Linked DNA regions of Mus musculus: region 2 is linked to region 1. A link is a loop called in an ENCODE intact Hi-C map of the cell type or tissue named here. Cell type or tissue: left cerebral cortex. All regions are shown on one strand. Links, peaks and the distances in the headings refer to the core of each region. The heading gives the core; the rest is flanking DNA.

Evidence for each region. Hi-C counts contacts between places; a loop is a spot of excess contacts. Peaks named below come from ENCODE experiments on the same cell type or tissue, not always from the same donor. Only the 100,000 strongest peaks of a DNase experiment are listed, where the experiment ranks them.
Region 2: it touches region 1 in a loop (4-fold over the local background); 3 of 42 quality-filtered maps call a loop at or near these places.

Annotation. Positions count from the first base shown.
Region 1 is chr16:51,372,261-51,377,999 of GRCm38, forward strand. No RefSeq gene overlaps it. Among named protein-coding and RNA genes, the nearest start is that of Gm32431, 320 kb to the left of the region's middle. In left cerebral cortex, for the core only: no CTCF peak of the experiment used is centred there; no DNase peak of the experiment used is centred there.
Region 2 is chr16:51,117,088-51,122,826 of GRCm38, forward strand. No RefSeq gene overlaps it. Among named protein-coding and RNA genes, the nearest start is that of Gm32431, 69 kb to the left of the region's middle. In left cerebral cortex, for the core only: no CTCF peak of the experiment used is centred there; a DNase peak (open chromatin) is centred at 2,952.

The DNA of each region.
Region 1 (5,739 bases), core at 290-5,289:
AGGAAGATAATGGATATGTAGACAACAAAGTATTAAACATTTTGCCATCTCATCTTGATTATCTCATTTTATTTTCATTATCTCAGAGAGGTGCAGCAGGAAGATAATGCATTTCTACAGGGTTTGTATCTATTAAAATATACAATTCATCTCTACAGGGGGCAAAAAAAAAGAAACATTTTATCACAGAAATGGACTCAGCAGTGTTTAACAGCATCTGACAGCTGTTTTTCTGAGTCTAACACTAGGTTTCCCAATTAATTTGCACAAAAACACCCCAGAGTTCGCAGAGACCAAACCATCAACCAAAGAGTACACATGAAGGGAGCCATGGCTCCAGATACATATGTAGCAGAGGATGGCTTTTTCAGACATCAGTGGGAGAGGAGGCCCTTGGTCCTAGGGAGGTTTGATGTTACAGTGTACAGGGATGCTATAGCAGTAAGGAAGAAGTGGGTGAGTGGACACAGAAACACTCTGATGCAGGCAAAGGGAGTGGCAGGAGTCTCAGGCAGGAGAAAAGGGATGCGATGGGGGTTGTGGTAACCAGGAAGGAAGCTATCATTTGAAATATAAACTAATAAAATTATTAATAATAGAAAAAGGAAAAAAGAAAAGCAAGAACCAATAGTAATAATAATAAAATGATACTATTTTACTAAACATTTATGAAATATAAAAAGAAAGCCATCTCCTGATAGGTTCATTTTGAGTAATGCAGGAAATAAGCCATTAAGAATGAAACCCCAAAGTTTCTGCAAGGCAAAAGACACCGTCAATAAGACAAAAAGACCACCAACAGATTGGGAAAGGATCTTTACCTATCCTAAATCAGATAGGGGACTAATATCCAACATATATAAAGAACTCAAGGAGGTAGACTTCAGAAAATCAAATAACCCCATTAAAAAATGGGGCTCAGAACTGAACAAAGAATTCTCACCTGAGGAATACCGAATGGCAGAGAAGCACCTGAAAAAATGTTCAACATCCTTAATCATCAGGGAAATGCAAATCAAAACAACCCTGAGATTCCACCTCACACCAGTCAGAATGGCTAAGATCAAAAATTCAGGTGACAGCAGATGCTGGCGTGGATGTGGAGAAAGAGGAACACTCCTCCATTGTTGGTGGGAGTGAAGGCTTGTACAACCACTCTGGAAATCAGTCTGGTGGTTCCTCAGAAAAATGGACATAGTACTACCGGAGGATCCAGCAATACCTCTCCTGGGCATATATCCAGAAGATGCCCCAACTGGCAAGAAGGACACATGCTCCACTATGTTCATAGCAGCCTTATTTATAATAGCCAGAAGCTGGAAAGAACCCAGATGCCCCTCAACAGAGGAATGGATACAGAAAATGTGGTACATCTACACAATGGAGTACTACTCAGCTATTAAAAAGAATGGATTTATGAAATTCCTAGGCAAATGGATGGACCTGGAGGGCATCATCCTGAGTGAGGTAACACATTCACAAAGGAACTCACACAATATGTACTCACTGATAAGTGGATATTAGCCCAAAACCTAGGATACCCAAGATATAAGATACAATTTCCTAAACACATGAAACTCAAGAAAAATGAAGACTGAAGTGTGGACACTATGCCCCTCCTTAGAAGCGGGAACAAAATACCCTTGGAAGGAGTTACAGAGACAAAGTTTGGAGCTGAGATGAAAGGATGGTCCATGTAGAGACTTCCATATCCAGGGATCCACCCCATAACCAGCATCCAAACGCTGACACCATTGCATACACTAGCGAGATTTTATCGAAAGGACCCAGATATAGCTGTCTCTTGTGAGACTATGCCAGGGCCTAGCAAACACAGAAGTGGATGCTCACAGTCAGCTAATGGATGGATCACAGGGCTCCCAATGGAGGAGCTAGAGAAAGTACCCAAGGAGCTAAAGGGATCTGCAACCCTATAGGTGGAACAACATTATGAACTAACCAGTACCCCGGAGCTCTTGACTCTAGCTGCATATATATCAAAAGATGGCCTAGTCGGCCATCACTGGAAAGAGAGGCCCATTGGACATGCAATCTTTATATGCCCCAGTACAGGGGAACGCCAGGGCCAAAAAGGGGGAGTGGGTGGGTAGGGGATTGGGGGTGGGTGGGTATGGGCGACTTTTGGTATAGCATTGGAAATGTAAACGAGCTAAATACCTAATAAAAAATGGAAAAAAAAAAAGAATGTTGGACACAGCCATTGGTCCACTCATTGGAAATGTGGTCCACAATGAATATGGTTTCATTCATGTTGTATATTTTCACCTGTCATCTTGTCTCTTGCTTCTTATTTGTTCTATCCTTTCTTTATTTCTATTGTTTTCCCCTTTCAGGTGAATTCAATATTTTTTATTTTTCATTATATACCTTATTATTTTACTATATTAATGAATTTTTTGTTTTTTGTTGTTGTTATTGTTTTCATTATATACCTTATTATTTTACTATATTAATGAATTTTTTGTTTTTTGTTGTTGTTATTGTTGTTTTTTTTTTTTTTTTTGAGACAGAATTTCTCTGTATAGTCCTGGCTGTCCTGGAACTCACTTTGTAGATCAGGCTGGCCTCTGCCTCCCAAATGCTGGGATTAAAGGATTAATTAATTTTTAAAATTCAATAATAAATATCTTCCATTAATTGTCAGCTTTTTATGATTATGTATCAACTCAATTACAGAATAAAGACTTTACAAAATATATTTATTTATAGAACCCTCCTGTTAAGCAATTATATACTGCCACCAAATGTTCTAGTTTTTGCAACAAATTCTCTATTATATTTATTTTTGCTTTTAACAGTTACCTTTTACAGTCCCTTCAATGTGAAGTGATTTTTCTTTGTGTTTACCCAGTTATTTTCAGTAGTATCCATTCCTTTGTGTAGATCCTGACACCCATTTTTTTTTTTTGTAATTTCGTGAACATAAGGACTTTGTGTAACACTCCTTGTAGAAATTATTGGTGTGCAGTGTCCAGTAAGTGTTTCTCCAGTTAACTCATGAGAGATCCACAGAGTAAACATCTTGAACATGGTTTCATTCTGTAGGAATCCTAAATTGGTACAACTTGGCTCCATGTTCCTTCTAACCTCTCATTTTAAACTGTTTCTGATCAGAAATCTATTTATCCTTTTGAGTTCTCACTGTATTTGATTCTTTTTATCTCCATTTTTATAAGGCTTTCGTTACAGGTAATGTAGAGAAAGTTAACTTTGAGGGACATTGGTGTAATTATTTTTCATGTGTCTTTGGTTTTGACTGTACTTGATTTTCTTAGATATGTAGATTTGTCCTTTAAAGTTTAGGAAATGTTGAGCTATTGGTAGTTTCTCGGGTCCTCTTTCTCTCTCCTCTTCATGGATTCTACCTGTGCAAATGTTAGGTTTATAGTTCCCACATAGCTCATAGTACCTAAATCACTTATTTGCCTCTGATTTTTATCCTTTCTTTATTTCACTTTGCACAGTTCTGATTATCCATATCCTTTATTTCTCTAACTCTTATATCCTGAGATATATAAACTGCCAGTACTCTTTGATCATTGTTATTGCCATCACAAATATTAAAGTTTTGACATCTACAATTTTCATATTGGTTTTGCCTAGTCTTTTCTCTGCTGGTTTCTAGTCAATTTCATTCTGACAATGTATAGTGGACAATTTCTAGCTTTAATTCTTACATTTGACAATTATGTGTAGTTTCAACTTTATGATCCTTATTGAGGATCTTATTTGAATGTTTTCTCTACTTGGCGACTTCTGGCTGGGTGACAATTATTAGTTTTACCTTCTTGATGAGACTTTTGAACTCATAAACAGACTGTCCAGACAGATGTCTTATAATTTTCATCTGGTACTTTAGCAAGATTTTATTCTTCTTTTAAGACTATTTGAGGAACATAAAACTCATATTTATTGTAAGAGTGAATATTTTGATGGTCAACTCTTCTGAACAGCACACTAAACACTAGGTGATCGTGAGATTCTCTTGTTTGTCTAGAGATAGCAGCTGCGGTTTACCAGACCTCTCATTATGGAGACTGTTCCTTCAAAATGTTTTGGTTGTTGTTTGATGAACCTCAGCTATTTTCTTTCAAACAGGGACTGAGCTGTGCTGATCACCATTTATGTGGGATTGTCACAATTCACTGCAGTTTTTTATCTATAATTCTTTATCCTTCATTATTGTTATATGAACTCTAAATATATTGTTTACTTCAGGATTCCAGCTCCATTTTTTCAACTTAGGCAATCCTGAGCACTGTCTGTGTCTGAACATATGCCAAATCTGGCAAACCTTTCAATAAGTGGAAATACTTGTAAGACTCAAACATGTGTCAGCAGATTCAAGGTCCATATATATGCTGCTTGATTTTCAATGTCTTAGATCACTGTTTCACACGTTAGATATAAAATTGTGTAATGTAGCTATATATGCATATATAATTATTTCAGGTACAAATGCCGCTCAATCAGTGTAAGCAGAAATGCTCACATGTCTTCTTTTATAATAACAGCTTCCACTATAAAATCCCACTGCTTCTGTCTTGAATTGCTTTAAAACCTTCTGTATTAACTATTTTACTTTCTCAAGGAGAGGAAATTATTTTCTTTTAGTGAATATAATAGAAAACTCAGTTTTCCACTTTCATTTGGAGTAATGGTATCATTTCAGCATATCCTATAAGTCTTTCAGTAAAATTAGTATAGCTAATTTAAGCACAATTCTCTAGATAAAACAAAAATAGATCATCAACAATCAAAGCAATTTTACAAAATTTCCAAAGTCCAGCTTAGCCTATAATTTTCTAGTCCTCTATCTGCGCCTCTTGAATTCAGGATAACGATGCACATAAAGAACTCACTCAAACTGTAAATGTTAAAACTATTTTCTTAAATGTGTGTGTGTGTGTGTGTGTGTTAAAGAATAGGAAATGAAGCTGAAAGAGTGACATTTTGAGAGGAATTTAAAGAAAAAGTGGAAAGTAATAAACTCTGAGTTTCACCCCCACTTAGTTCCATTCATAAGGCTAGAAGGTTGTATACATGCTACCAGAAAAGTGTCTTTCACAAATGTCACTTAGCTACAACACTGTGAGATATAATAGTGACTTGCTTGCAAGATATAACTACTGCTCATAATGGGTAAAACATTACAGAAATAACCAACCACGTTTATGTTTGTTGGATTCATAGTCCACTATATACCTGACACTATTAATGAAGCCAAGGACCTGAGATTGGTAAAGTCATGAGCCCTAGGGTTAAACCTACTACTGTTGTTCTACTAGATGAACATAGCAGTAAAATGATCACTAATGACATTGGTATACTCATCCCTTATCATGGAAGGTTTTTTATTTCTTTTTTCTTTTTTTTTTTCTTTTGGTATTTTTGAGACAGGGTTTCTCTGTATAGCCCTGGCTGTCCCGGAACTCACTTTGTAGACCAGGCTGGTCTTGAACTCAGAAATCTGCCCACCTCTGCCTCCCAAGTGCCCGGATTAAAGGTGTGCGCCACCACCCGGCTTATCATGGAAGCTAATTGCAGTAGATGATAGCTAACACAAAGAACTACAACAAAAAGATGGACCATCTAGTGATTGCCATATGCAGGGATCCATCCCATAATCAGCTTCCAAACGCTGACACCATTGCACACACTAGCAAAATTTTGCTGAAAGGACCCAGATATAGCTCTCTCTTGTGAGACTATGCGGGG
Region 2 (5,739 bases), core at 388-5,387, 260 kb before region 1:
CTCTAGCAATTGACAAACAGGTTTTGGTCATCACCATGCCAGATGAAGATAGGGCCTGTGTCTATGGTGGGACCTGAAACTAAGATCTAGGACTCAGTTTCATGAATTTCAGAACGAAACAACTATAATATTAAAAATAAATAAGAAAATAAGTAAATAAAGTGTGAGTATACTTTACACATTTTTTATCCTAGGGTATAGAAAAAAAGTCAGTGGGAACATGGACAGAAATAACTTTTCCAAAGGCACTAAGGCACACACACAAGTGTGCGCACGTGTGTGTGTTTGTGTCTGTGTGTGTGTGAGTGTGTGTGTGTGAATGCTTTGTGGGTTTTTTGTGATGAGAAAACTAAGCTTCGAAGGTTGTACCTATATGAAGTAGACCTCTGAATAGCACACTAAGCCATTTCCGACTCTTTAATCTCCTTCTATTATTCCATCAAATGTTTCCATGCTATGGGTTATTTGTAGCCTCCCAGATATATAGATTCCAACTTCCTCTTATTTCTTTTGATTTCATTCACGTCATGCTTCTAAGTACAGAGAGAATTTCTGCATCAAATCCATTGTTTTAGCGCAGTGAATTCCATTGATCAATATTCTTTAAGGGTGTACAAGCTTACCTTTAATTCTGTGTTTATAATCAGCTACCCTGGTTTGCTTGTCACACACTCACATCTCTGGCCGCTATGTGCTGCACTAGAATCCTTAGCACTAACTCGCTCTACAAATGAACGTGTAAAATAAGGAAGAGATTTGGGAGTTGCTTTCTGATCCAAATTCAAACCCTTGGCTTGGGCGAGGACACAGTGGGGCTTTGTTAGAACGGCTGCAGAGGATTTGATTGAAGACTCTAAAGGGTTTGTGCATTCCTTCAGCAGAGGCAGGTCTGTGGAATTCAGAGCAATACCCCCGAGAAGCATTAAGCAACAAGTCATGATTTCTCACTTCCCTGTCTCATTTGTGTGAGGAGGTAGTTTTCCTTCCGTGAGAGAGGGTAAAAATGAGGTCATTAGTTTCTGTTTTCACTCTCCTTCAGTACTGAGCCAAGCTCAGGTCTCAAGTGATGTTTTCAGAGTTTCTCTGACTGACAGATAAAGAAATGAGCCCCTTATGAGCAAGAGAAGGGTCGGGATTAACCCATTAACAGCCAGAGTTGCAGAAAAACAGATTTCCAAGTTAACCCATCATTCAGAAGCAGATTTTTTTTTTTTTTGGTTTGTCCCTGTCAAAATCAGAGACTAAGATGCTTTTATGAATTATACATCTTTTTCTTTTATTGAATTTTATTTATTTTGTGGGTGTGTGATATGCATGTGACTTGTGCATATTCACATTCACGGAGGAGTGACTGTTTTTGTGTGCTTGTGCATTCATCTGTGTGTACATGCTTACGGAGGGGCCCTGATGTTAATGTTGGATGTCCTTCTCAATTGTTTTCTGTTTTTCTGTTGAGGCAGGGTTTCTGGCTGGACCCAGAGCTCACTGATCCCAACTAATCTATCAAGCCAGCTTGCCCTGGAGATGCATTATCTCTGCCTCCCATGTGCTGGATAACAGGCAACTGCCACGGCTGTGTGGTTTTCCCATGGTATCTGGGGATCTGATGTCTGCTCTTTATGAAAACACCTTATCCAGTAAGTCATCTTTCCAGTCCACAGGACTCATAATATGGAGCTAATCTAGAACATAGTCGTTTGTATACAGCTACAACTTTGGCTTTTTAATCACTAGTAGAAGAGTATTCAAATCACTTTTTAAACAGATTAGAATTCTATACATATATGCAGTTAATTTGATCATATCTACCCCCACTCTCCCCCTATTACCAATTCCCCCTCCCTACACAGCCCCACCTTCATGCCTTCTTCTTATCCTTTCCCTTAATGATTAAGTAAAATTTAAAACCACCACTATTTTTTCAGAATACACACAATTTTAGAATTTAAAAAAAAAAAACCCTACAAACTAGCTGTGTCTAATCATTACTTTTTTCCTTTAAAACAATTTTTATTTCAATGATTTTCTGCTTCAGATCAAAGCTATTTTTGTAGGGAAAAAATAGGCTATTTGTGGTCTGCGATTTGAGGGGCACTCACCAGGTCCATCTTCCCAAGCACAATTTCTGTTTATAGTGAGAACTTCTGCAATTTTCTCTTTAGATGTCCATTTCTTTAAGCATCCAGAGGGTATGAGACAGAATTTGAGGCAACAGCATCCTTCTTTCAGCAATCTTCAGGGATTCTTTAATTTCCACTCAGTTAGGGATCATTGGGTATATTCGGTCTCTTTTGTGAAGCACTACATGAGATTCCTTTGTCTCCATGTCAAGCTGTTAGCTACTTTTTTTGCCAGAGAATGAGGACATTATTGATAAGAAAGAATTTAAGAGAAATATAGTAAAAGATAATGTAAAGGGAGATAAAGAGCTTGAAATGGCTTTTAAATTGCAGAAAAACTGATGACATCATCGGAGGCAAGGTTTTATATGAAGACATCTCTTAGGTTAGATTGAGAAGGTGGGGTAACATAGTGACAGTTACAACTAATGTCATCCCCATCCCAGGCCAGGAAGATTTCAGCTGGACATGCCCATGCTCTGCGAGGCTTAATGCCCTCTCTTCCTGGCTGGGCCCTTCTAAATATAACTATTTTCTGGGTCTAAGGTGACACACCATCTCAGATGCTGTGACACCTCTTCTTAAGTATGCTGTTTTGACTTAGAACTTACTGGTCTACTTCCTTGTGTCTGTTTTCCTACCTTGGACAGGTGTGTTCTCTAAGCTCCAGTACAATGCATTTCTGTATTGTTAGAAGTAGTCTGACTGTGTCTGTTGAGAGTAGGAAGGATGCTGGAAATATGTACCCCAGTGATTCTGCAGGTTCTCAGATGGCTTGGAAAACTGCAGTCTAATCTGTCCTCTGCTTCTTTCTGTTGCTATGGCTTAGGCAGCCTCGTTCTGGGTTTTCTACCATCTGTCAGCAAATTCAAGTAGAAAAGATCTATGATATGTGAATGGTAATGGAAAAAGCTAGATTTTACAGTTTCAAAACCAGGCAGTCCTCTTACAGGTGCATATGACAGAAAGGGAGGAAGGAGGCCATGCCTACAGATAGGAGTAATAGAGAAATCAGTATTTAAAAGAAATAGTAGTAGTGAGAAAGGATTTGCTGTGAAATGAAGAGTGTTGAATCTTGCTACTAGAAAGTGAGTGTGTGTGGGGGGGAAGGAGAGATAGTTGCTGTATTATTCACTTGCATAACTAAACTATACTCCTTGAATTTATTGCATAAAATATTATATATGTATAGTGTGTGTGTGTGTGTGTGTTTGTATGAATGAGAATTTTACTTTTTGGTAGGGGATAGTATGTTCTTATAATATATATTTCTACTTTTCAATATAAGACTGGTAATATTATTTCACCTAATGTTGGTGACTCAGGATAGCTAGTTGTCTTGAAAATTAGCTTGTAGCCTTATGAACACATCTACATATTTTTTTTAATTAGGTACTTTCTTCATTCAAATCTCCAGTGCTATCCCAAAAACCCCCCACCCCCTACCCCGGCCACTACCCCCCCCCCACACACACACCCACTTCCCGGCCCTGGCGTTCCCCTGTACTGAGGCATATAAAGTCTGCATGACCAATGGGCCTCTCTTTCCACTGATGGCCAACCAGACCATCCTCTGATACATATGCAGCTAGAGGCACGAGCTCCTGGGGACACTGGTTAGTTCATATTGTTGTTCCACCTATAGGGTTGCAGATCACCTCAGCTCCTTGGTTACTCTCTCTAGCTCCTCCATTGGGGGCCCTGTGATCCATCCAATAGCTGACTATGAGCATTCACTTCTGAGTTTGCCAAGCCCCAGCATAGTCTCACAAGAAACAGCTATATCAGGGTCCGTTCAGCAAAATCTTGCTAGTGTATGCAATGGTGTCAGCATTTGGAGGCTGATTATGGGATGGATCCCCAAATATGGCAGTCTCTAGATACTCCACCCCTTCGTCTCAGCTCCAAACTTTGTCTCTGCAACTCCCTCCATGGGTGTTCCGCTCCCAATTCTAAGAAGGAGCAAAGCATCCACACCCTGGTCTTCTTTCCTCCTGAGACTCATGTGCTTCGCAAATTGTATCTTATATCTTGGGTATTCTAAGTTTCTGGGCTAATATCCACTTATCAGTGAGTATATATCATTTGAGTTCTTTTATGATTGGGTTACCTGACTCAGGATGATGCCCATGTCCATCCATTTGCCTAGGAATTTCATAAATTCATTCTTTTTAATAGCTGAGTAGTACTGCGTTGTTAAATATACCACATTTTCTGTATTCATTTCTCTGTTGAGGGGCATCTGGGTTCTTTCCAGCTTCTGGCTATTATAAATAAGGCTGCTATGAACATGGTGGAACATGTGTCCTTCTTACCAGTTGGAACATCTTCTGGATATATGCCCAGGAGAGATGTTGCTGGACCCTCCAATAGTACTATGTCCAATTTTCTAAGGAACTGCCAGACTGATTTCCAGAGTGGTTGTACAAGCTTGCAATCCCACCAACAAGGGAGGAGTGTTCCTCTTTCTCCACATCCTCGCCAGCATCTGCTGTCACCTGAATTTTTGATCTTAGCCATTCTGACTCCTGTGAGGTGGAATCTCAGGGTTGTTTTGATTTGCATTTCCCTGATGATTAAGGATGTTGAACATTTTTTCAGGAGCTTCTCAGCCATTTAGTATTCCTCAGGTAAGAATTCTTTGTTTTGCTCTGAACTTCATTTTTTAAATGGGGTTATTTGATTTTCTGGAGTCCACCTTCTTGAGTTCTTTATATATATTGCATATTAGTCCCCTATCTGATTTAGGATAGGTAAAGATCCTTGCCATTGCTGTTCTATTCAGGAATATTTTCCTGTGCCCATATCTTTGAGGCTTTTCCCCACTTTCTCCTCTATAAGTGTCACTGTATCTTGTTTTATGTGGAGTTCCTTGATCCACTTAGATTTAACTTTAGTACAAGGAGATAGGAATGGATCAATTCACATTCTTCTGCATGAAAACCACCAGTTGTGCCAGCACCATTTGTTGAAAATACTGTCTTTTTTCCACTGGATGGTTTTTGCTCCCTTGTCAAAGATCAAGTGACCATAGGTGTGTGGGTTCATTTCTGGGTCTTAAATTATATTCCATTAATCTACCTGTCAGTCATTCAACCAGTATCATGCCGTTTTTATCACAATTGCTCTGTAGTACAGCTTTAGGTCAGGCATGATGATTCTACCAGAGGTTCTTTTATCCTTGAGAAGAGTTTTTGCTACCCTAGGTTTTTTGTTATTCCAGATAAATTTGCAGATTGCCCTTTCTAATTCATTGACGAATTGAGTTGGAATTTTGATGGGGATTGCATTGAATCTGTAGATTGCTTTTGACAAGATAGCAATTTTTACTATATTGAATTCTTTTAAACAACTGTGAAAATAATCTTTCTAAATAGATTTAAATATAATTAAATCATAATATAATTATACTATATATTAAATTATTAAATGTATATTAAATTAGTATAGACAGTTGTATCACAGTTGTTTAAAAGAATTCAATTTTCAGAAATAAAGGATCTTAAAGTATCAAGGTTTAAGAATTAAAAAGTAGACAGGAAATATGGGTGTATCCATGAGCATGGGAGAACTTTCCATCTTCTGAGATCTTCTTTAATTTCTTTATTCAGACACTTGA